Regions from separate parts of the Homo sapiens genome. Here region 2 is linked to region 1. The links are chromatin loops, found by intact Hi-C in ENCODE. Cell type or tissue: testis. All regions are shown on one strand. Each heading gives the region's core, and the rest is flanking DNA. Links, peaks and the distances in the headings are about the cores only.

Evidence for each region. A loop is a pair of places that touch in the nucleus more often than their neighbours do. Peaks named below come from ENCODE experiments on the same cell type or tissue, not always from the same donor. Only the 100,000 strongest peaks of a DNase experiment are listed, where the experiment ranks them.
Region 2: it touches region 1 in a loop (4-fold over the local background); 2 of 110 quality-filtered maps call a loop at or near these places.

The regions. Positions count from the first base shown.
Region 1 is chr15:79,335,841-79,346,370 of GRCh38, reverse strand. It overlaps a transcript of TMED3 not described here. Among named protein-coding and RNA genes, the nearest start is that of TMED3, 30 kb to the right of the region's middle. In testis, for the core only: CTCF peaks have their summits at 6,192 (motif pointing left) and 7,606 (motif pointing left); a DNase peak (open chromatin) is centred at 7,570.
Region 2 is chr15:79,278,432-79,288,961 of GRCh38, reverse strand. ANKRD34C (ankyrin repeat domain 34C) reads right to left here and starts at 6,240. Exons shown (of 2, transcript NM_001146341.2): 1 at 5,734-6,240. ANKRD34C-AS1 (ANKRD34C antisense RNA 1) reads left to right here and starts at 5,017. Exons shown (of 2, transcript NR_038997.1): 1 at 5,017-5,313. RefSeq lists a silencer at 5,916-6,114 and an enhancer at 5,766-6,305. In testis, for the core only: no CTCF peak of the experiment used is centred there; a DNase peak (open chromatin) is centred at 5,191; H3K4me3 peaks cover 1,162 bases.

The DNA of each region.
Region 1 (10,530 bases), core at 1,454-9,453:
TCAATTATGTCCACCTGGTCCCTCCCACGACACATGGGAATTATGGGATCTACAATTTAAAATGAGATTTGGGTGGGGACACAAAGTCTAACCATATCAAAACCCTATAAGACAACCTAGGCAATACCATTCTGGACATAGGAACAGGCAAAACTTCATGACAAAGACACCAAAAGCAATTGTAACAAAAGCAAAAACTGACAAATGGGATCTAATTAAACTAAAGAGCTTCTGCACAGCAGAGGAAACTATCAACAGAGTGAAGAGCCAACCTACAGAATGGGAGAAAATTTTTGCAAACTATGCATCTGACAAAGGTCTAACTCCAGCATCTATAAAGAACTTAAACAAATTTACAAGAAAAAATACAAACAACTCCATTAAGAAGCGGGAAAATGACATAAACAGATACTTTTCAAAAGAAGGCATACACGTGGCCAACAATCTTATAAAAAAGAGCTCAACATCACTGATGATTACAGAAATGCAAATCAAAACCATGAGAAGATGTCATCTTACACCAGTCAGAATGGCTATTAGTAAAAGGGAAAAAATAACAGATGCTAGTGAGGTTGTGGAGAAAAAGGAATGCTTATACACTGGTGGTGGGAATGTAAATTAGTTCAACCATTGTGGAAGACAGTGTGATGATTCCTCAAAGACCTATAAGCAGAAATATTATTTGACCCAGCAATCCCACTACTGGGCATATACCCAAAGGAATATAAATTGTTTCGTTATAAAGACACATGTATGTGTATATTCATTGCAGCACTACTCACAATAGCAAAGACATGGAATCAACAACCTAAATGCCCACCAATAATAGACTGGATAAAGAAAATGTGGTACATATAAACCATGGAATACTATGCAGCCAGAAAAAGAACAAGATCATGTCATTTGCAGGAACACGGATGGAGCTGGAGGTCATTATCCTTAGCAAACTAATGCAGAAACAGAAAACCAAATACTGCATGTTCTCACTTATAAGTGAGAGCTAAATGATGAGAACACATGGACACATAAAGGGGAACAACACACTATGGCCTATCAGAGGGTGAAGGGTGGGAAGGGAGAGGATCAGGAAAAATAACTAATGGGTACTAGGCTTAATATCTGGGTGATGAAATAATCTGTACAACAAACCCCCATGACACCAGTGTACCTATGTAACAAACCTGCACATGTACCCCTGAACTTAAAAGTTAATAAAAAATAAAGTAAATAAATTTTTAAAAAGAGCTTTCTATTTTTCTTCCCTGTCTGGATCTTTGGCCCAGTCTTTCTATTGAGTTGGTGGTCCTCTTCTTCCTGATTGGTAGCTCTCTATATTTATATGTCTTTCATTGTCCCCCTGTTTTCTCTCTTTCTGTGAGCATTTCCATTAAATTCCCATATGCTGCTCTGTCTCTCAAATTATAAAACAAAAACAGTCTCTTCCACATCTCCTTCCGGCTACTGCTCAAACACAGCAAAGCTTTAAAGTTAAACTCCTATAAAACATTGTCTCCCTTTCACACTGCCTCATCTCACTGGGCTCACTACAGTGAAGTCTTTGCCTCCAATGTTTCGTACAAATTACTCTTGTTAAGTCACCAACGATCTCGACCTTGCCAGATCCAAAGTTCAGTTACCAGTTCTCTTCTTGCTGGCCCTCTGGGTTGAATGAGGTTCCCCCAAATTCATGTCTTCCTGGAACCTGGGAATGTGACCTTAAAAGAAAAAGGGTTTTCTGCAGATGTAATTAAAGTAAGGATCTCAAAATAATGTCATCCTGCATTAGAGGACCCTAAATCCAATGACAAATCCTTATAAGAGAAAAGAGAGAGAGACCAAGAAACCACCATGTGAAATGGAGTTGGGGGTTTGGTGGTGTGTCATGGAACCTAGTCATGTATCCTAGCCTGGGGCCACCAGAATCCTGGAGAGAGACATGGAATGAGCTCTTCCCCAGAGCATCTGGAAGGAGCCAACCCTGCCAATACCTTGACTTTAGAATTATGGTTTCCAAAGCTGTGAGAGGAAAAAATTATGTTGTTTTAAGCTTCCCAGTTTGTGGTCATTTGTTACAGCAATCCTAGGACGCCAACACCAGCTCTCAGCAGCAGCATTTGACACCGAGGCTCACTCCTCACTCCTGAAAAGGCATCTTCTGGTGCCTTGTGGGCCACCACACTCTGGGGGGTTCCTTCTGTCTTTCCAGCTGCTCCCTCTCACTTTCTATTTGACCTTCTCTTCTTCTCAACTTCTATAAGTTGGAGGCCCATGGGATCTAGACCTGCTTTTCTGTCTTTATTTACTTGGTGAACTACGTAGGCCGAGTGTTTTTATTTCACCTTCTATCTACATATTTATGGAATCTCAAAGTTTTCTCTCCAGCCCAACCTACACTCTGAATTCCAGACTCATATGGCTGTTGAATTGCTATCTCTGCAGGACCTCTAATAGCGATCTCCAACTTAACATGGCCAAAACAGAGTGCTAGATCTGCCTCCACCAAAACTCCATCCCCAAACTCTCCTTCCCACAGTCAGGCTCATCTCAGTAAATGAGACTACCTTTCACCTGGTAGTTCAAATTCACAAAGTTGTCATTGACTCCTTTCTTTCTTTTGTGCCTCATATTCAACCCAAGAGCCTGTCCCACATCCTTCACCTCTCCAGTTGGTTGAATCCATTGTCATGTCTGCCTGGACTATGGCAGTAGCTCCTCACTCCCTGCATCCACTCTTACCCCTGCAGTCTACTACCCACAAAGCAGCCATAGTGACCCTTTGAAATATAAATCAACACAAATTTGAAGATTCATAGAAGCCCGATTTGTAATAGTGAAAATCAGAAACAACCCAAATATCTTTCAGTGTATGGATGTCTAAATAAAATGTGATACATCCATAGCATAAAATACTACTCAGAAATAAAATGAAAGAGCATATATTATGCTGAGCGAAGACAGATGATCTCAACAGGCCACATGTTGCATGATTCCATCTACGTGACATCTTCAAAGTGACAAAGGTACGCAGATGGAGAACAGATTAGTTGTTAACAGGCACCAAGGGTGGTAGAAGGGAGGGCAGTGTGTATGAGTATAAAGGACTGGCATGGAAGAGATCTCTGTAGTGATGGACAGAGTGTCTTGGTGATGGAGGTTGTATGCACCGTCCCATCATGGCCTGAAAGCTTTCTGTGAGCTGGCTCCTGGGTACCTTGAACTTCACTTTTTAACCACTATACCCCTTTCTCACTGCCACACCAATTCTTATCTCCATGCTGTTCCTCAAACAAACCCTTATATTTCCATCTCCAGACCTTTGCAATTGCTCTTTCTCCTAGCTGAAATGTCCCCTGCTCAAACAAAATCTCATCGATGAGACCTTCCTTACTACCCAATCTCAGTAATACCTATTCTCACTCCATCTCACTCTTTATACCCACACCTAACTTTGTCTTTATAGCACTTATCAGTACCTAATATTACATACATTTACTACTTTATCTGTTTATTGTCTGGCTGTTCCATGAGATGTAAGTTTCACAAAGGCAGGAACTTTGTGTTTTATGTTATTATCTCCCCAGTGCTAAGCAGGGCCCAGTGTAACACAGACACTTAACAAATGGTTATTAACTACTTAATTAATTAAGATGACTAATCTTTTGTGATATGAGTTGTAATATGAGTTTTTCCTCAGTTTGCCTTTTGTCTTTTGGTTTTGTTTATACAGTGTATATGTGTGTGTTTGTGTGCATGCTTTACCATGCAACAATTTTAGATTCTAGGTAGTTAGATTTATCAACTTCTTTTATGATATTGTACTTCAAAGGACTCCCTTAAGGTAAATAATATTATTTTCAAAGATTTTCCTCTAGCATTTAAATTTTTTTCTTTGTAATGTTTACAATTTTTATCTACCTGGAAGTTATTTTAGCATAAAGTATGAAGCAGAGATTAACCTTTTTTGATATAAAAGTTGTGACACTGCTTTATTTTTCTTTCTGTTCACATAGTATATCTTTGCCAACCCTTCTTCAAATTTGCTGGACAACTTGGTCTTAATTGTGTTTCTTGTATACAACATCTTGTTTATGTTGCATACAACATAAAATTGGGTTTTGCTTTGTGATCCAACATTTTCTCTTCTGATAGATGAGTATCATTTTCCTTATCTATATGTCAGATATGGTTGATGTAAGATCTTTTATCCTATCTTTATTGCTTATATCTCTGCTTCAAACTCTTGTTTTGTAACGACAATTACTTATTTCTTAAACTGATAATGACATATTTAGTCATAATTTTCATCTGCCCCCATCCACGTTTTTTAGTTTTTCTCATCTTTAATGTGTTTTTATGTGTCATTTTTATTTTGTCACATTTTTGTACCAACCAAGGTTTCTCAGCCTAGCACTGATGACACTCTGGGTCGTATACTTCTTCATCAGTGGAGGGCTGTCCTGTGCCTTGCAGGATGTTCAGCAGCATCCCTGGACTCTACCCAGTAAGCGCCTCCTCCTCCCCAGTTGTGACAGCTAAAAATATCTCCAGACATTGTCAAATGTCTCCTCAGGGGCAAAATCACTGGTAGTTGAAACCGCCGAAAGAGATCATGCGGTCCTTCCTTTTGATCCCTCATCTCTGCAAGAAGTGAATTCTTCCTGCTTGGGGATGAGCCCACACTCCAGTGAAGTAGGAATTTTTCTTATGGCACAGGGAAGGGGAATAAACGAATTCCTGTAAACTTTTCTGTTCCGCAGCCTACTGGGCTTGGCAGCTGTTCAGCAACTCGCAGAGCAGTCTCTCTTCTCCATCTGCCTCGCTAACAGCAGCCACAGTGATCTAAAAACCTACGCCTGGCCATGGGCTCGCCTACCTAAAACCTGTCAAAGGATGAAGCTCAAGCTCCCTCTTATGGGATTTGTAGTATATTATGGCAATCTTTATATTATGGTAAGGCTCCTTTGCTGGCCCTTGCATCCTCTCCATCTTTACATATACCTATTCCCATCTTACCTTCTCTTCCTATGGTCCAGCCCAGCCAAAGTCCTTGCCTCCCCTGAGTACTCAAGACCACATGAAACTCTGTGCCTCTGCTCATGCTTCCTTCCATCATCTGCTGTCTTTCTTCCCCTGCTGGCTTTCTTTCTTCACCTTTTTTTTTTTTTTTTTTTTTTTGAGACAGGGTCTTGCTGCTGTGTCACTCAGGCTGAATGCAGTGGCATGATCGCAGCTCACTGAAGCCCCTGTCTCCCAGGCTGAAGCAATCCTCCCACCTCACCCTCCCAAGTAGCTGTGACTACAGGTACACAGCACCACACCCAGCTAATTTTCTATTATTTTGTAGAGATGGGGCCTCAGTATGTTGCCCAGACTGGTCTCAAATGCCTGCATGCAAGTGATCCTCCTGCCTTGGCCTCCCAAAGTGCTGGGATTGCAGGCATGAATCACTATGCCCAGCAAATTACCTTTTATCTGACCCCTCTCACTCAATTGGCCACACTCTACCTTAAGCTAGTACCTCTGTCACAATTCATACTTGATAAGTGAATGGATGTATGAATTAGTGAATGGATACATGAAGGAATGATGTATTTTTCTTATTGATGTCATTCTGGGCAGTAGTTTGGCTTATTGGAAAATTAATGAATGAATGCATCCATGATACCACTTCCAAGTTACATCATAATTGACATAATGAGAAAATGCCGGAAAAATAACCTCCTTGCATTTAATAGTCCTGAATAACAATTATGGCTAACATTCATTAACTGTTGACTACACGCCAGGTGTATTAGTGATCTTTTGCTGCATAACGAATTATCTCAAAATTTTTTGGCACTTCACGACTGCAAACACTGCTTATCACCATCTCAATGGATCAGGAATTTAAGAGAGATTTAGCGGGGTGATTCTGGCTCAGGGTGTCTCAAGAAATTGCAGTCCAGATAGATGCTGGCTGGGGCTGAGGAGGTTGAACTAGATGGTTTTCAACAGCTCAAAGTCCATGACACTCTGTGATATGTTGACTGGCCCCGAAATTCCCACAACCTGATCTCTTGCAGAGACCCACACTTCTCCCTGCTGAGGAGCAGCTTCTTGAGTGGAGACCATGGCTTGTGCCTGCCCAATCCTTGAGGTAAAGTTGAACTTTATTGATGTTTCTCTACTGTCCTCTTGTGGTCATTTCTCATATTGCTGCAGTTCTTCAAAAAGATGAAATTCAAGTATTTCTAGTAAAAGCTAATTACCGTGCTCAATACAGTACTTTAAACAGTATTTACTAGGAGCAATGGGAGATACACATTCATGTAATTTGGCTTTGGAGGGTTTAGTCTTACTAGCAGTGAGACACACAGCCCTAGAAGTGTATGATATTATGCAGTAGTGTGTGTGTGGTGTGGCTCAGAGCTAGATCAGAGGTCTAACACTGCTCTCTACACACATCATCTCCACCACCATCACCATCCTAATCACCACCATCACCACCATCACCACTACCATCATCACCACCATCATCCTAATCACCACCATCATCACCACCATCACCACTACCATCACATTCACACCATCACCACCACCACTGCCATCACCACCATCAACACCACCATAATCACCACTATCACCATCATGTCATCACCACCACCATAACACCATTGCCACCACCATTACTACCATCACCACCATCATCACCATCACTACCACTCCTCTGTCATCACCACCCGCTAGCAGCTGCACTGCCGCCACCATCACTGCCACCCTCATCATGACCACTACCATGATCACTGCCAACACCACCCCAAATTTGGAGCTATCCGACACTGTGGACTTTTGCAATGGAAGTTAATAGAATCAACAGCAAATGAAACAGATTAGCTTAAAATTTAATATTTGTACAGTGTAGGGACCAGCCCCACAGGGTCGGTGGGTCTCTCCCCGTGTGCGGAGATGAGAGAGTGTAGAAATAAAGACACAAGACAAAGACATAAAAGAAAAGACACCTGGGCCCGGGGGACCACTACCACTAAGTTGCAGAGACCGGTAGAGGCCCCGAATGCCAGGCTGCACTGATATTTATTGGATACAAGACAAAGGGGCAGGATAAGGAGAGTGAGCCATCTCCAATGATAGGTAAGGCCATGTGGGTCACGTGTCCACTGGACAGGGGGCCCTTCCCTGCCTGGCAGCTGAGGCAGAGAGAGAGAGAGGAGACAAAGAGAGAAACAACTTACACCATTATTAGAGACTTTTAGTACTTTCACTAATTTGTTACTGCTATCTAGAAGGCAGAGCCAGGAGTACAGGATGGAACATGAAGGCAGACTAGGAGCATGACCACTGAAGCACAGCATCACAGGGAGACAGGCCCCTGGATAACTGCGGGTGAGCCTGACTAATGTCAGGCCCTCTACAAGAGGTGGAGGAGTACAGTCTTCTCTAAATTCCCCGGGGAAAGGGAGACTCCCTTTCCCGGTCTGCTTAGTAGTGGGTGTTTTTCCTTGACACTTACGCTACCGCTAGACCACGGTCCGCCTGGCAACGGGTGTCTTCCCAGATGCTGGCATTACCGTTAGACCAAGGAGCCCTCTGGTGGCCCTGTCTGGGCATAACAGAAGGCTCGCACTCTGTCTTCTGGTCACTCCTCACTATGTCCCCTCAGCTCTTATCTCTGTATGGCCTGGTTTTTCCTAGGTTATGATTATAGAGCAAGGATTATTATAATATTGGAATAAAGAGTAATTGCTACCAACTAATGATTAATGATATTCATATATAATCATATCTAAGATCTATATCTGGTATAACTATTCTTATTTTATATTTTACTATACAGGAACAGCTCGTGTCCTCGGTCTCTTGCCTCGGCACCTGGGTGGCTTGCCGCCCACAGTACAGAGCTTTTAATTTTACAAGGAACTTTCACAAATATTTTATTATTGAAACCTTGCAATAGCCCTAAGAGGTGAAGCCAGGGCAATTACCATCCTTCTATTTACTTTGCCTTTGAGATGTTTAATGCAGAAAATACTAATGGTAACATAACAAACACCCACATATCTGCCACTCAGGACTAACAAATGCTAATATTTTGTTATACATTCTTCAGATTTTTTAAAGAAAAAAATACTGCACAGATAAAATGGAAATCTCCTTTGTACCCCATCCCAATTTCTATCTTCAATTCCCAGAGGTAAACTTTTCTTTACAATCTGTGTTTTTATAATTTTACTATATATTATACATGAACACATTTATTTTTCCCATGAGCTATACAGAATAGTGTTTAATGTGTGTTTTTACTGATATATAAGTGATACCACATTGGATGGTTTTCCTTTTTCACTGTACACTCTGGTGTGTCTTCAATATTATTTCATGTTGCTTTATTGGGAGCTATTTTATTCATTTCCAACTGTTATAAAGTATCCCCATATACAAGCATGCAACGTTTTGTTTATTCATTCCCATCCATGTGCATTTGAGTTATATTGTAATGTTTTATCACCAAACACAATGCTGCAGTGAATATCATTGTACATTTCCCTTAATACCACATTTTGTTACAAACGAGGAAACTGAGGGTCAGAGGGGAGAGACCATGTGGTCTGCTCATCCTCACACAGCTCCCAGGAGCAGAGTCAGGATTTGATCACTACCGAACTGTTCCATACTCCAGGAATCTTCTGTGCACGTTCCTGCTGATGCGAGTGTGTGATCGATATCTTATAAAAGAGATCAGGAAAAAGGGAAGTAATTCAAGCTACGAAATGCACCTAGTCTTGACAAAATAGTGGTTCTAGTAGAATATAATTTAATTTTTTAAAAGCAGCATAGGTTGAAAGACTTGGATGGAATTTATCTAACACTGTCTGTTATTGGCTGAACTGTGTCCTCCCCTTTCTCCCAAATTATTCTATTTTTGTTTTTTGTTTTTCCCCCAAATTCTTATGTTGAATTCTGAACCCACAGTGTCTCAGAATGTTACTATATTTGGAGATAAGGCTTAAAGAAGTAATTAAATTAACTACAGTGAGCCCTAACCCAACATAACTGTTGTCCTTATATAAAGGGGAAATTAGGACACAGACATGCACAGGGAAGGGACCGTGTGAGGACACAGAAGACAGCCATCTGCAAGCCAAGGAGAGAGGTCTCAGGAGAAACCAACCCTGTTGACACCTTGATCTCTGACTTCCTGCCTCCAGAACGGTGAGAAAATTAATTTCTGTTCTAAGCCACCCAGACTGTTGGACACTTTGTTATGGCAGCCCCAGCGGACTATGACACTTTGCAACTGATAGCAGCTAAAGCAGATAGATCCAATAGATTCTGGTCAGTTCACATACAGGCTTGGTAGTAGTGAGGCCTGTTCCACCAGGGTCCACCACAGCCCAGAGCTTTCAAGCCCCTTGCTCTGGTGACAGATGCACAAAGCATTTGTTGTCTGTTATTATTATAACTACTTTGACACTTGGAAGTTGTGACATGGTAAGTGTCCTGAGTGTTTCATGTACTGGAAATATCTATGTCCCTCTATTTTATAAGTCAATCGATCAACTCTAGTGGGTGTAGTGGGTGGAGTTTGCTGGGTTGGATCCACCTAGAGTAAAAATATTAGCTAGGGTGCTAATGTGTTTTTTTCTTTGTTTGTTTTTTGTGTTTGTTTGTTTGTTTGTTTGTTTTGAGACAGAGTCTTGCTCTGTCTCCCAGGCTGGAGTACAGTGGTGTGATCTTGGCTCACTGCAACCTCTGCTCACTGCAACCTCTGCTCACTGCAACCTCCATCTCCTGGGTTCAAGTCATTCTCCGGCCTCAGCCTCCCAAGTAGCTGGGACTACAAGCACCTGCCACCACACCTGGCTGATTTTTGTATTTTTAGTAGAGGCAGGGTTTCACCATGTTGGCCAGGCTGGTCTCGAACTGCTGACCTCAAATGATCCACCCACCTCGGCCTCCCAAAGTGCTGGGATTACAGGCATGAGCCACTGTGCCCAGCCCTAATGTAGTTTGTTTTTGGCTCTATCAAGACACCCCCAGATCCAGCTCCACTAGCCAGCCAGTGGGGGCCTAGCTTTTTGATGTTTTAATATCTGCCTGCCAGAGCCACAGAGGTTCAGAGAGGGGAAGATTTACAACCTCATGTATAAGAAATGCCCCACCTCCGTGGCACCAGAATAAGAAAGGAGTGAATCTGTAGCTCCAGACTCCACAGCCACACTTCAGCTGCCACCCTTATCCCTGACCAATTATTCCTTTATCAAAATTTTTCATCAGGAATGGCTTGTATTGATCTTACAAACTTAGTTTTCAGGGCCTCTTGAGATGACCAAATGGCTTTCCTTATTTTCCTTACTAGCTGCATAGCCTTGGGAAAAGATTAAATTCTCTGTGTCTCAGTTTCCTCATCTGTAAGATGGGAGTATTAATGGTTCCTATGCTGCTGAGCTGTTGTGAGAGATTAATGAAATGCCACACAAAAAAGCACTAAGAACTGTGGTTGGTGCCTAGCAAGAACTCAATGTAATTTCTTTT
Region 2 (10,530 bases), core at 1,138-9,137, 57 kb after region 1:
GCAGTCCCAGCTACTCGGAAGACTGAGGCAGGAGAATCACTTGAACCCAGGAGGCAGAGGTTGCAGTTAGCCGAGATCGTACCATTGTACTCCAGCCTGGGCAACAAGAGCAAAACTCCAACTCAAAAAAAAAAAAAAAAAAAAAAAAAGAATACTGGGCTTAAAAGACTGCTGTTTACATGGTCGCAGTTGACAATAGCCTTACAAATTACCACAGACTAAATTCATGCACCATCCCAGATATGCATAGCCACCATGCCTACTTTCCCTGTCTCTGGGTGTTACACACTCACCTTGCTTTCTTGCCTGAGTGGTCTTAACAAAGTTCAAACCTTTCCCACAGACTTAGTGTCAGGTCACTACTGCTGTTGTCTGCTACAAATGGTGAACCCCCACACCTGGTTTCTGCTGACTAGAAGAAACTGACCCTGGCCTGACTTTCTCCAGGTTACTCAACCAAGAAGTATGAGGGAGTTAACCCTTTGTAGAACAGATGTTGACCAATAGAAAATAGAGGATGGGAAAGAGATATTACATAAATGCTTCTCCCTCTCCTCACCCAATTTCCTGTTCCAAGATGCAATAGATTATACAATTTCCATATGACAGAATAATCAGTGCATTTGCCATGAAGCTGTGGCTAGCTCAATAACGTATCCCCTATATTTGCTCTTCCTCCTCCCTTGCGTCACTTTTCATTTTCCTTCATTCCTACTCCCCAGGGATTATAGCCCAACAAACTGTTAATATGTATGTTTTTGCTCCAGACTGATGATAACTGCCTCCCATGAACCATGAAATGCCCTTTCAGGAAGGTTTTTCTACCATTTCACAGATGAGGGAACTGAAGCCAAAAGTGAAGAAGTGGCTTGCCCATGGTCATTTAGGGATCAATGAGTGACTCTGACTCTCACAAGCTACAGTGAGTCTTTCTTTCTGATATTATTCCTGCCTTCCCCTGCACACAGAGTGAGGCTGATGGTTTATATTATTTGACCGGCCCCATGTGCAGGGCTGACTCAACCTTGGGTGGATTTTGAAATTGAGGCTGAGAAACACCAGTTATGCTGGGCTGTTTGTAGAGAACTCTGGATGTAAGAGCTGCGTTCATGGATTAGCCATAAGTGCACAGAAGCAGAAAAGGTGACGTGCAGAGGAAGAAGAATGAAGTAAACACACTGAGAAGCTGAGATGAGAGGCAGGGAGAGAGTACTTTTCCTCCTTCCTCTGAAGTTTCAACTGACTTTGGAGTCCATGAACGACTTAGAAGCCTTCCAATAAGTCAGCATGTTTTTGTTTATGGTGGCTTGAATTAACTTCTGTTACTTATAAGCAAGTAAACCTTGACTAAACACTGGCATTACTTGCTCATTCATTCATGATCAAACATATATTAACTATCTACTTGCTCATTCATTCATGATCAAACATATATTGATTATCTACTCCAGGCTAGGTGTTAAGGATAAAGAGATGTATAAAATTCAGGAATGGCTGCTAAGTATTTACAATTTAGAAAGAAGGTGGATGTATATTTTAATGATAGTAATAAACATTTATGGTATGCTTGCCATGTGCCAAGCAATGTGCTGAACACTTTATATGCATTGTGTCATTTAATCTTTATAGTAATACTATGAGGTGGGTACTATTATTATCCCCATTTTATCAAAAATGAAACTGAGTCTCAGGAAGGTAAAGTCACTTACCTCAAATCACCCAGGCAATATGCTGTGGAGCTGGAATTCAGATCCAGGCAGTCTGACCCCAAAGTCCACATTCTTAGCCTCTACATGACATAACTGTAGTGCAAAGTAATTAATAAGTCCCAGAATGGAAGACAAATATAAAACAAGGAGACATGAGTGCCAGGAGGGACTCGGGGTGCAGATTAGGAAAGGGCTCACAAAGAGAATAAAATTGAGCTAGTACTTGAAAAACATGAGTGGAAAGTTGTTGAACCAAAAGGAGGAAGTCATTACACTTAGGAGTAAGTACAAGTTCAAAGGCAAAAGGTAGCAGAACATGGACATTTCAAGAACTTGATGGTTAGTGCATGGTGGTGGTGGGAAGTGCACTGACGGAGCAAGCAAATAAGGGGAGGTCTACAGAGATCAGATTCAAAGTTCCTTGTAGCCTTGTCCTGAAGTTTGATGTTTGCTGTGTGGACATAGGGAACCAGTAAAGAATTTTAAGGAAGAGAGTGACATGATCATTGGCCACAGTGTGGGAGATGGATTGGGAGGCTTGGGGGTCATCTCGGAGCCCCTGAGAGATGAAGAGGATCAGAAACAGCACAGCAGGGAGATAGAGAAAGACTCAAGCTGGAGAGATGTTTGAAAGTTAGAACTGAATAGTGGTCCATTTGATGAAAGTGTCAACCAAAATCTAATTTACCTTCATTTGAAAATTTATCTCCTATTGTGCATCACAGTGAATAAATATTAAGAACACCTAATACTGGAAATATTAAATGATTTACAAGATCTCTAAGCTCGTTGGAGAGAAAAGAAACAATCTGGATTGAAAAAAGCTGAAGCATTCCTAGAATGTTGAGATCCCATCCACTTTGGCTGCTCTGGCCAGAATATTTTTGTCTTTAAAAATTAGCAACCATAAAGTGGGTTTTTTTCATGTGTTTCATAAGAAGAGTAAACTGAGAAGAGAGCAAAGTTTGCCTGGTTCCTCCCTTGCTGTACTCCCTGTCTCTACCCGCCAACCCCCCACCCCCACTCCACCCCCACCATCACTTTCACCTCTCTGGTCTGTTTTCTGTTGGACTCATTTCCACTATAATGGTGGCCACTATATCTTCCAATGGCACAGGGGCTGGAGAGGAAATACTGAAGATTAAAATATCACCAGTGTCAGAAAATTAAAATGATGCCTTCTTTCATGGAGGCAATAAGTAGATGCAAGTGTTTGCTATTATTGTCCTGATGTCCTTTGATTATTTTATTGTCCCCAAAAGTAAAGATGTCTTATATTTTTTAAGCTGAGAGGAGCCATCTTGTTCAATCTTCCATGTTTAGAAACAGGAAACTTAAATACAGGAATTGAAACTTTTCTCTCTCTGAATCCAGGGTCTTTCACTCCCATGCCTTCTCAGATCCTTGGCCTGAGTAGTTTAGACCAAGATTACATATTAAAGGTCTGACAGCCGATGTAGCCCACAGTCATGTCTTGCTTGGCTGGCACTGTGCTTTAAATTTTCTTTGAATGTTTTAAGATGGATTATTCACTCTTCAGTTTGAAAAGGCCCTGTCATTCTCCGTAGTCTTACAATTGGCCCGATTCACACATTCAGGTTACTTAACTGGCCTGTATAGGGATGCGGGTTTGTGTATGAAAGTAAAATACATAATATATAAAATCGCGATGCTAGGATTTTGTCCTTCCTGTCATTTTGTAGCTGCTTATCTCTTCAGAGTTGTTAGAAGGCCTAAATAAGCTAACGGATGTAAACCTTTATATAAACTTTAAAGTATGGTTTGCTCATGTGAACCATTATAAATTATGTAACTAACACTTAATTACCTGAGTGCAGATACAATGTCATACACTTTATTTCCCCTTCTTCAAGTCACACTGACATTGGATTTCCAGTTAAACATCCCTTGTTTGGCACAGTGAAGATCTCACAGAGGGCAAGGGATGGAATTATACAAAAGAGAAGAGTCTACGGACTTTTGCAAACATTTTCAAAGTTCCTAGACCTCCAAGAAAGTGCTTGGTTATACACTTTCTAGTACTTAGAGACCAGAGCAAGTTTCTAGGACTTTATAATATACATACTTTGTATTCATTTTATCTGTGGCTATAGCCTTAATCTTGTTTCACCTCTGTTTTCTCGACTACTTCGAATACGTGCAAACCTGACATCTTGTGGAGCCTTCTAAATTGCTTTAAATTCTTTGTGGAACAAAATAGAATATAATCAATAAACATTTATGAGATTAATCCATATGAAACTGCTGTTTCAAAATGGTTTTAAAAACCATTAATGTCACATATTTATAGTACTTGTCTAAATACACTTTAGTGCTTAACTGCCCCATAATTCAAGCTCCTGAGGATGTGCCAGTCCATGTGGAAGGATTATAAGCTAGAGAGGCGGGAGATCTGGATTCTAATCCCAGCTCTGCTACTAAGTACCTGAGTAATTTTGGGCAAGCATCATTTTGCCAAACAAGTAGAATAACCCCAGTCCTGCCTACTTAACAACATTGTTATAAGGATCAAATGGTAGGCAATATGTCCACACTCTCTATAAAGTCCTGTTAAAAAATCTAAGAGGCTATTACACACTGAACTAAGCTCATCCAGAATTCCTCCCACTGAGCCCCGCTCTGTGCCCAGTCCCTTTGGAGTGTGCTGAGGGAAGTGTTCACCACCAATTCTCCTTCTCTTCTAATTACCTGCTCCTTCCTTTCAGCCCCTAACACCCAACCACAATTCCCAGTTTGCCAGTCTTTCCACACATATGATCTCCTTGGCCACCCTCCCCTGACACTTTTGCAAGGAAAGCATTATCAAGTATTTACAGATAGTTAAAATCTGAAGTTCAGACACATTTAGTAATTTTGTCTAAGGGCACACGTTTTTAAGTGCTACAGCTTTGATTTAAACTCTGTTCCTCTGATCCCAAGTTCAGAGCTATTTCACGCAGGGAATTCCACTCAAGCACATCCTCCCACCACTGCAATCTGGCAGCGTTTAAGAGCGCAGCCATACCATTTGCTAGTTCCATAAACCTGGACAAGTTACTCGGCCTCTCTTGCTTCAGTTTTCTCATCTGTAAAATGGGGATACTCATAGGACACAAATTTGTGGTGCACTGGCTTAGCACGGGGCCTTGGCACATGGTAAGCGCTTAATAAATGCTAGATTTTTAAAGAAGTTTGGGTACACCTTCCGAAATCCGGGGAGGCCACACAGTTTGCCTGTAGTTTTCGCGGAAGCTTGGGAGATATCTTTACACTCCGCCTCTTCCTTCTGCAGTCACGGGAAGCAGTTAGAAGCAGATCAGAAATCGAACACGTTTGCTTTTGCGATTCGAGAGCCCTTTCTGGCGCGGAGCTAGGGGCGGTGTTACGTAGCTGCCCTGAACTGAGAGCAGCGTTGGCCGGGGGCTAGGGAGCCGGGCTGTTCCACGCTCACTGTGCGCCTCGGGCGGCGGGGCTCGGGCTCTGTCCGAGGTGCTGAACTCCGGGGCTCCGGCCGCGCCGGCAGAGTGTGCCAGCGTCCATTATTGCCAGTGTCTGTGGGCATCTTCCAGAAGGCCGAGCATGGGGGTCAGGTGAAACCAGGGCGGTAAGTGCTTCTCCCATCATTTCTCAGAAATGCTTAGGTGCCTACTTTTTACAATTTCGTGCACATTTTCAGGATCATAACCTCTCACCGCCAGTTCCTCACAGGTTTCTGCAAAAACTGACGACCTTTCTTCCCCTTCAGTCCCTGCAAAAATCCAGACACCTATCACCCAGCCCCGCTCCGCAACCATTTCCTACAAGAATCCAGGCCCCTACGCATCTCATCCCCACGCGTCAATGCAAAAATAAAAAATGTTAAATCCGCCTTCCATTCCCGTCTCCCACAATTTCCTGTGATAAAAGCAAGCTGTCTCCTACCAGTTCCCCACTCCTGCCTGTGGCTAAACAGCATGGACCGACTTCTCGGGAGCTCGAGGTCCCCACCCGGGTGACCAATGCAGACCCCTGGGGGTGCGCTTACCTGGTGGGGACAATCGCCGAGCGAGGCCACCTGGGTCCAGGCTATAGGTAGTGTCATTATTATTCCCAAAACAAAATCAGGGGGCGTCCAGCACCCCTACCTGCAGCTGCGGGTTGGCTGCCAGAGGGCACTGCCAGACTGAACCAGCGCCGGGAGCTGGGGCTACCCCGGGCCCCGCGGGTCCTGTTGAGTCACTTGCCCAGAACTTCTTCAAGGTTCGTGAATAAAACCTCTGCGTCAGTTCCTTCAAATCGGTCCACCGCTCCTCCAAGTTGCGGTGGGAGCAGGGGAGTTTTGGGTTTGGTTTGGTTTGGTTTGGTTTTAAGAAAAAGAAAGAAGCATGAAAGAAAGATAGGAATCGCCCCCGGTTCCGCGCTGCGGGTGTGCAGGTCTCTGCGCAGCCCCAGACCTCCGGCTTGGTCTTCGGCCGGCTGTGCTGGCTGACGACGCGCTGCTGCCCGCTGGCGCCGAGAGCAGCTCTCCAGCCGCGACGGGCGAGGGTTGTGTGGGTGTGCGAGCTGCGAGGAAGGAGGAAGGAGGGGGCCGCGGGGGTGGGGAAGTGCCTACCTGCAGCCTCGGCAGAGGCGCCTGCTGCCCCACCCCCTCGACCCTAGCTCTTGGGGCTCCGACTCGCTCAGCAACTTAGCAGGGGGCTCCTAGACTCCCCGAGGGTGAGCGCGGAGCAGGCGCGGCCACTCCTGGGGTCCGGAGAAGTGAGGGGACGCTCCCAAAGTCTGACGTTGCAGGTCTCAGACCCTGGCAGGAATTTGAACTCGTGTCCCCTTTGTTCTCTCTGCGGCCCTGCCCTCCTCGGCTTTCCTTCACACACGCCCTGGAATCTCAGGCTGTCTGTCCAAGGTGTAGGAAAGAGAGGGAGAGAGGAGGGTGCAGTGCGATCCTCAAAACTGGGAATAATTTGATGATCAGGGCTGGTTCCACGGCCGTTGGATTTCATTCCAAATCAATGTTTTAGCCCACCCGCTACCTATTCCCAGGGCCTCCTGTGGAGTCGTTCGCGGACAATCTTCGTTTCCTTTTTACAAAGTAGTTAATAGTTGCTGCATATGATTGAAAGCATAAGGCATTGTATTTAGGAAGTAAGTGGCTCATGCTTGTAATCCTAGCGCTTTGGGAGGCCAAGGTAGGAGGACCGCTTGAGGCCAGGAGTTCAAAACCAGCCTAGGCAACATAGTGAGACTTACCAAAAAAAAAAAAAAAAAAAAAAAAAAAAAAAAGTCTCTACAAAAAAAAAAAAAACTAAAATGCTTTCCAAAAAAAATAGAAAGTGAGTGCCCCCTCCTCCCCTACCCTGCAGTGTCCTTCCCCCACTAATCAGTTCCCCAGAGGTAACCAGCATTTTCGTCTAGATACATGTATATGCACACAGGGGTTCTATTTGCCCTATGTTTTTTAAATCCCTACTTCTTCAGTCATTTTTAGTAATTTATATTTTCCTAGGATATTGTCCATCTCATTTACATTTTCAAATTTTCTGGCACAAAGTTACAAATAGTGTCACCTTATATTTATTTTCATCTCTAAAACTGTTCTGGGCCTCCTTATTGCTGATATTATTTATTTGTGTTTTCTACTGCTCCATTCCCAATTTTTTAAATCAAGCTTGCTGGAGGATTATCAATTTTATCTTTTAAGGGCAAAAATATTATTCCATAAGTTGCCTTTATCACTTAGTGTGTCTATAGTATCACTTAGAGAAATGTACCCTCCTAGTACCCAATATTTATAATGACTGCCTACTGTTTGTGGAGTTTTTCTCTCTAAAGCAGTTTCAAGGTTTATGTAGTCAAACACATGTCTTATCTTGCATGGTTTCTAGATTTCCCATCTTGCCTAGGGAGGCTTCGTACCCCAGAATCACCATACAGTTCCCTAAATGTTCTAGTAATGTATAGCTCTGTTGTTTAGATTACCATTTCATCTGGAAACTGTATTTGTGCACAGGGTAAGGTAAGGAACTGACAAAGATGAGAACCCAATTGTCCCAACACCAATTCAAAAAGTCCATTCTTCGCTCACTGATGTGAATGCCACCTTTATAACACTTTATATTTCTCAAAACAAACTCTACTTGGTTAATGTATGTTATTTTATACAAATACACTGCTAGATTGCAATAATTTACTTATGTTAATATAAGGTTTATTCCGTCTATATTAATAAGTAAAAATTGTGTTCTTTTTCCTTTTTAGGGGATGAGGGTTCTCATTCAACTTTGGTGCAAGGTTATGGTAACCTTATAGAATGATTTTGGACGCATTCTGTTTTTTCCTACACTCTGGAATATTTAAATTATCAAGTTAACTATCAGTTCATTGAGGGTTTAATAGAACATACCCATGAAACTGTCTGGACTTGATGGATTTTAGAAGGATAGATCTTTGATTATCTTTTCAAATTCATTGATGCTTGTTGGCATATTCATCATCTGACCCATCTTGAGTCAATTTTGGGTAATTTATATTTACCTGGAAAAAAGTTCATTTCATCTACCTTTTTTAATGTATTGGCATAATGTTACATATTATGCTCCTTTATAATTTTTCATCTCCTTTAAATCTATTCCTATATCCCCTTTTTATTCCTGATGTTGTGTTCTCCCCCACTATTTTTCATTAATATTATTTTGCTGTAGTTGAATTATATGATTTACATCATTTCCGTGTTGTGGTCTATTTATATGACAAATAAAAAATACTCCACAAGCATTTTCCCTCACACTTAATGTAGAAAAAAAATGTACATTCTGTGTTTTGGGGCACAAACAATACAAGTACACCTGTAAAGTTAATTGTACATTAGTACCTGTATTAGTCCTCTCTCACACTGCTAATAAAGACATACGTGAGACTGGGTAATTCATAGAGGAAAGAAGTTTAATGGATTCACAGTTCCACATGGCTGGGGAGGCCTCACAATAATGATGGAAGTCAAAGGAGAAGGAAAGTCACATCTTACATGGTGGCAGGCAAGAGAGCTTGTGCAGGGGAACTCCCGTTTACAAAACTGTCAGATCTCATGAGACTTATTCACTACCATGAGAACAGTATGGGGGAAACCGCCTTTGTGATTCAATTATCTCCACCTGGCTCTGCCCTTGACATGTGGGGGTTATGGGAGCTACAATTCATGAGATTTGGGTGGGACCACAGCTAAACCATATCAGCAACCTTTACATCTTTACTTTGGACTACAGGCAGTATAGTGTATTGATTAAGAGCACAGACTCAGGGGTCAGACTGCCTGTATTTAAATCCCAATTCCAGCACTCACCAGCTGCATAGTCTCTGATGAGACACCAAATGCCTTTGTGTCTCCGATGAGACACCAAATGCCTTTGTGTCCATAAAATTGGGTTAATATTAGTATCTACTTTCTACAACTGGGATGAGAGGCAGCTAAGGTAAAATATGTAAAATGTTTAGCACAGTGTCTGATAGGGAGTAAGCACCCTGTATGTGTTAACTACGCTTATCTGCCTGATCTATCAGTATTTAAATTAAACTGTTAAGGTCTCCTAGGAGGCTTGAATTCATTTTGGTTTTCAGCCAAAATCTACTATTGAGTCTGTGCTATGTGACCTGATCTGCCTTCTTTTGGAGTGCTGTAGATTTAGAATAAGACAGGCACGTTCTCTGCCTTTGCAAAGGAGCATTCTAAAGACTTGTCAGCATCTCTTTGGAGATGTGTGTGTATGTATGTGTGTAAGTGAATCAACTCACACTGTTCCATGAAGCAAAAGGACTTTTGCAACCTATTCCAAGTCTGCTTTCTTATGGATATCTCAGCTACTTCCTCAGAGATGCACCTTACATGCTAGGCCTACTTGATTAAAAACAACAACAGCAATAGTACTTTTTTTTTAAAAAAATTGCTAATAATAGTAATAAAAGCTTTGAATATCTACTACTATCAATGCCCTCCAGCTTAAGACCACCAGGGACTCAAGTATAGTTGAACAAATTGGCTGTATCACTTGTTGCAGTGAGGGAGGACACATACCATGGGTAATCGTGGGGTGTCTCACTTAAGAGGGTGCTAGAAAGAATGTGTGATGGAATTTGGGCTGTGGTTGAGAGATTTGGGGGAGGGTTGACCCACTCTTACACAGGCAGTTGGATCAGAAGAGAATCACATCAAATGTTATTTTACCACCTACAAGAAAATGATGATGTGATCCCAGGTGCCATGGTTCCCTGTGCACTCTGTTTTAAGTCAGTGAAAGTAAAGTCTTTATTGACCTCTTGAGCAGTTTCCCTCTCCAGAGTATATTACCAGTCAGTCATTATCCATAGGGAAGAGAAAGTCAGATTCAGAGGTGAGCACTGAGCTCCTTAGAGCTGTCAGCAAGAGTCATCTGATTCACTGAATTCACAGAGATTGGGAGGTTAAGTTCCAGGAGGAGGAGGTGTGTCCCTAGAATCACATGGCAAATTCAATACAAGGCCTGCCTGGTCTCTTGAGACCAGCATTGTGTGATTAGATGTGTGCCAGAATATTGTAAATTTTAACATAACTTTTACTAGATTTTTATCACAATGTATTACAGGTATGTTCTAGAAAACACACATAAAATATGGACTTCTTTTTACCATCCTTCTATTCCACTTTTTAATTTTAAAAATTAGTTCCAAATATTTGTATTGCACATTTAAACTGGCTCACAATTGATGCAAATAACATAAAGCCACATCTTAAACAAAGAGGTGTTTCTTTTCTTTTCTTTTTTTAATTGTAGTAAAAACACTGACCCTGAGATCTACCCTCTTAACAAATTAA